2 separate regions of the Homo sapiens genome follow, and region 1 is linked to region 2. The links are chromatin loops, found by intact Hi-C in ENCODE. Cell type or tissue: HCT116. All regions are shown on one strand. Region 1 overlaps PPP1R9B (protein phosphatase 1 regulatory subunit 9B). Region 2 overlaps COL1A1 (collagen type I alpha 1 chain).

The links. A loop is a pair of places that touch in the nucleus more often than their neighbours do. Peaks named below come from ENCODE experiments on the same cell type or tissue, not always from the same donor. Only the 100,000 strongest peaks of a DNase experiment are listed, where the experiment ranks them.
Region 1: a loop joins it to region 2, with 9 times the contacts of the local background. A loop is called at or near these places in 12 of 110 quality-filtered maps.

The regions. Positions count from the first base shown.
Region 1 is chr17:50,139,066-50,141,565 of GRCh38, forward strand. PPP1R9B (protein phosphatase 1 regulatory subunit 9B) reads right to left here. Exons shown (of 10, transcript NM_032595.5): 4 at 2,204-2,308; 5 at 1,028-1,163; 6 at 364-516; 7 at 198-251. Among named protein-coding and RNA genes, the nearest start is that of SAMD14, 10 kb to the left of the region's middle. In HCT116, CTCF peaks have their summits at 961 (motif pointing right) and 1,164; a DNase peak (open chromatin) is centred at 1,036; H3K27ac peaks cover 1,321 bases.
Region 2 is chr17:50,197,328-50,199,827 of GRCh38, forward strand. It overlaps COL1A1 (collagen type I alpha 1 chain), which reads right to left. Exons shown (of 51, transcript NM_000088.4): 2 at 2,426-2,500; 3 at 2,229-2,263; 4 at 2,091-2,126; 5 at 1,899-2,000; 6 at 1,106-1,177; 7 at 834-878; 8 at 622-675; 9 at 405-458. Among named protein-coding and RNA genes, the nearest start is that of COL1A1, 3.1 kb to the right of the region's middle. RefSeq lists an enhancer at 1-213. In HCT116, a CTCF peak has its summit at 1,092 (motif pointing left); a DNase peak (open chromatin) is centred at 1,114; H3K4me3 peaks cover 1,060 bases; H3K27ac peaks cover 470 bases.

The DNA of each region.
Region 1 (2,500 bases), 58 kb before region 2:
AGCAAGTGATGCTGGAGCAGATGGATCCAGAGCTTAAGCTCTTAATATCGTATCTATCATATCATCTTGCTTTAGAGCAGCTTGTTCTGTGGGTACCTGTGCCTAAGTGTCAGCATGTGCAGGTGTGAGGGTAGGGGGACCCTGCTCCTCAACACACACATGCACGCACGCAAAAGCACACACATACGCACCCTTACCTTTCTTTTCAGCTGCTGGATCTCTGCCTCAGTGACCGCATGCTTGATCTGGAGCTGTTGGGCAGAGGGGCAGGCACTCAGCTCCAGCAGGGTGGGGCAGGCAGTGCCAAGGGCAGGAGACCTGCCTGCCTTTCCCTCCACCACTCCAGGGAGCCCCTCCTCCCACCTCCTTGAACTTGTGCACCAGCTTCTCGGGCTCCATGTCCACAGGGGACAGTGCATCCTCGTTCTCCGCTAGCTCAAACACCTCGATGGCCATCTCACCACCCGGGAACGTGGGGCTCAGCTCCTCATCCTCGTCAGTGGCATACTCTCCCGTCTGCGAAGGGAGACCGGAGACTGTGGGCCCACCCCACCCAGCTGCCCTCAGCCCTGATGACCAGGGCTGGGACCAGTTGCCCATGCCAGACAGAGAGCTACCCAGGAATGTGGTTCATGCCTCCCACTTCAGCCTGAGGCTGGACCAGAGACACGGTTTATGTCTTCCCCCAACAGCCTGGTAGTCCCCTGATGACAGAGGGGGTCAGTTCCTCATCAGCCTGGGTCTCTGAAGAAACAGCCTGTACTATCTTTCCCCTTCTGGATCTATCTCCCTTTCAGATTAGGTCCCCCAAGATTAGGGGCTATGCTCTCCCCGCAGACTGGGGGCTCTTTGAGAGGACTGTGTATTCCTTGTCCGGCCTCTGAAGACAAAGAGTGTGACTGGAGGACAGGGAATGGCACTGTGGGCTTTTTACTAGGGCAGGGGAAGCAGTAGAGGCAGATGACTGTAATGCTTCATCTAGCCACCAGGGGGCGACCACGCGGCCAGCCAGGCAGGGACTCCCTACCTCCTCGTCATCCTCCCCATACTGGGCGTATCTCTGCTCCATCATCTCCCGCTGCCATCGCTCCTGTTCCAAAGTCTGCTGAATTAGCTGGGCCACTTCGCTCTGCTCTCCCGGCCGCTCCCGGCCAATCATAAACCTGCAGGGGCACCGGCATCATCCGCTGCCTCTGTCCTCAGCCAGGTAATGCATCATCCTCCCTGCTGATGCTCCCCTCTCCAAACTCAGGCCCTCCCAGGGGAGGAGAGATGAGAGGGCTGAGTCCGAAGGCTGCAGTGTTAATAATGAATGGGGGAATGAGGGCCCTTATCAGGTTTCCTTCCCAAGGGAGGCAGGAAGGCCCATTCACCCCTCTGGCCAGTATTGCGGGAGGGAGAATGTCAGCCCACCTCTAGGCTGTGCTGCAGGGGACATGCACTGAGGAGGCTCTTCCCCTGCCACAGGGGAGAAAATGAGGCAGGGAAAGGTGAAGATGACCCTCCCAGCAGGGATGGGCTGCGGAGGTGTTTCTTGGGTATGCTCCAAGCCCCTGAGCTTCAGGAAGGGGCGGGATGATGGCAACTGGAGATTAGGATGGAGAGGAAATAGTGGAACTTCCAGGCACCAGCCCCTCCTCCCGGTGGCCACCCACATCCTGTTTCTCTCCACCACCCTTTCCTGGGGGTAGTACCCCTCTTGCAGGGGGGCAGGGAGTGATCCCTGAATGTTAAGCCAAAGGTAGAGTGGACACAGGGAGCTTCTGATCCAGTCCCCTTGGTTACAGGCCTGGGGCGGAGTCTTCCCAGGATGACATAGGGCTGGTCGGGGTGGGGGGCATGAGGTCCCAATGAGGGGACCCCAATATGGTTAGCATTCACCCTGGACGTCCTGGTTCTTCAGTCAGTGAGTCAGGGACAGGTAGGGGGAAGGAGAAGAAGCCCTAGAGGACAGTTTGGAGGGCTGGTGGACAGTGGGCCAGGAAGGCTGAGTACTGGTGGCCAGCTGTTGCCAGGGAGCTGGGATGAGAAGGCAGGTGTGAGGCGAGGGACTCCAGGCACAGCAACTCCTGCAGCCAAGGAGTCAGCAGAACCTCTGTGAGCTGGGCCACCAGAACCTTAACTGGCTGTTAAGGCAGGTGAACGGAGTGCCTGGACGAGGACCTCCTGCCCGCTCCCACGCCCCACCCCTCTGGGCTCTCACCGCACTCGGCCCTTGGTGTTCCGGAGCACAGACGCCGCGAAGCTCTGGGTCACTCCCACCAGACTTGTTCCATCCACCTCCACCAGGAGATCATTCACCTGGATCCTAGCGGAGTGACATTGGTTAAGGGGTCACAGGGGAACCGAGGAGCGAGGGTAGAGGTAGCCTCCTCCCATCAGAAACTCCAGGCTCCCCAGCCTGAGTACATAGTGAGAACTCATCTCTACAAACAATAAAAAGAAAAATTAGCTGGGCATGGTGGCACGTGCCTGTAGTCCCAGTTACTTGGGAGGATGA
Region 2 (2,500 bases):
TGCAGGTCAGGTTTGGGGGCCCAGAATCTTATCTTTGAATCTAGAGCTCAGTTTAAATCTACAGTGAAACCTTCGTTTGGTGAAATCTGAGTGCCTCTAAAGGAATTTCTGTCTACTTCTGTCACCAGCATTTTAATTTCACCATCTGCGCACCAATTTCCCCAAAGGGATGGGGTTGGGGATTGCTCTAAGGTGGCTGGGGTGAGGAGAACAGTCACTTTGTTGGGGACATGGAATCATCTCACTAAGCGAAAAGATCATTGTTCCAGGGCAGTCCGTGCATCAGAGAGGACTTGCCCTCCTTCCTCTGAGTATCGTTCCCAAATGTGGTGGAGTGGAAATTGCAGGACCCAACCCATGGAGGCCATGGGGTCAGATGGTATCTTCTTGCTGGGGATACTTACATCATCTCCATTCTTTCCAGGGGGACCTGGGGGACCTCGGGGACCCATGGGACCCTAGAAAAGATAGAAGAGGTGGTTAGAATATGGATAAGAAAAAAAGAAGGGGAAGGCTGGGATTGAAGGGAAGAGGTAAGGAAGACCCCAGGCCTGGGAGTTCTTCTATAGGAGAGTCTGTGTGTTTGTAGAAGGAGTATGAATCTGTATAGAGAGTGCTTACTGAAGCTCCAGGCTCGCCAGGCTCACCAGGGGGACCTTGGAAGCCTTGGGGACCCTTGAGAAGAAGGAAAAAGATGGGTTAGAAGACAAGTCCCTGTCAACCTTCTCCAATCTTACCAAGAGATCTCTGAGCATCTCTCCTGCCCTCATCCCAGTCTTCCCTCCAAAAGACCAAAGCCCAAGGAGGCATATGAAGACGTCCTGGATACTCACAGGTGCACCAGGGGGGCCAGGGAGACCACGAGGACCAGAGGGACCCTATAGAGGGAGAAGAAAGGGGGGTCATGGTGATCCCTCTGTAGGAAAGCATGTGGATGTAGTCATTCATGCCTGTTGGGACCACCCAGTCGTCCTGCATCCTTTCTGGACTCTGAGGTCCCAAAGGTGATCTGGACCTCCCAAGCTGTCTATACCAGCCGCCTATGCCCACCTCCTCTGGATACCCATTCTCTCTTCTGTCATCCATGCTCCCCCTGCTGGCTCACCATGGGGCCAGGCACGGAAATTCCTCCGGTTGATTTCTCATCATAGCCATAAGACAGCTGGGGAGCAAAGTTCTAGAACAAACAAGAGAAGTCAGAGTGAGGACAGTGAATTGAAAGGCAGAAGACGGCACTGAGGATGGAAGAAACTGACATCATGCACTTCCTGGTGTGATGTGCTGAGAAGAATAACATTGCTTTTAAGACATTCCTGCAAAGATGCATCCCTGCATCTAATCTAATGAGACAATCCCAAATTGAGGGACAGTCTGCAAAACAACTGGACTCATCAAAACTCCCAGTGCCACTAAAGACAAAGAAAGTCTGAGGAACGTTCTACATTTGTGGAAACTAGAGACATGATGATTAAACGCAATACATAATCCTGGACTGGATCCCAGATTGGGGTGGTGGGGGGTGGAATCTATAAAGGACATTATCGGGACATCGGTGAACTTTGAATACGGACTGCACATTAGAGAGTGAATTTAATCATTGTGTAGGTCAGTTAAGAGAATGCTCTTGTTTTTAGGAAAAACACACCTAAGTATTTAGGCGCAAAAGAGCCTGATGTTAGCAACTTGCTCAAACAGTTCAGAAAAAAAAAGATACATATACATAAACAGAGACTAATAAAGCACATGTCACAAACTGTGAAGGGTATGTGAGAGTTTCCTGTAGGATTCTTGCAACTTTTCTGTAAGTTTGAAATTATTTCAAAGTATAAAATTATGTCATCTGCCAAAAAACAAAAACAAAACAGGGGAGAGTGGACACACAAGGCCTCTCCACTTACTCCTCCGAGGCCAGGGGGTCCGGGAGGTCCGGGGGGTCCGGGGGGTCCGGGAAGTCCAGGCTGTCCAGGGATGCCATCTCGGCCAGGGGGGCCTGCGGGTCCCTGCAGGGGGAGAGGGCGGGGCCGGGGTGAGCGTGGGGCCGAGAGCCATGCCCACCTGCAGCCCCCCACAGCCCAGAGTGCAACGCTTACCCTTGGGCCTCGGGGGCCAGTGTCTCCCTTGGGTCCCTGTGGGATTGGGGGAGAAGAAACAAGAGGCCAGGTTAGAGAAGGGAGGACTGTGAGGAGTCACGGGCCGCGCAGGGGCAAAATTCGAGGGCAGGAGATTACCTCGACGCCGGTGGTTTCTTGGTCGGTGGGTGACTCTAGGGGACGAAGAGACGCGCGTTAGAGCCAAGGTTTGCTAATGCTGCTCCCGTCGGCAGAGGCCTCCAGCACGGAGGGCCAGCGAGCGCCGACCACCCCCAGCCCCAGCCCCAGGCCCCAGGCCCCAGGCCCCAGGCCCCAGGCCCCGAGCGCAGCCGCACCTGAGCCGTCGGGGCAGACGGGACAGCACTCGCCCTCGGGGACTTCGGCGCCGGGGCAGTTCTTGGTCTCGTCAC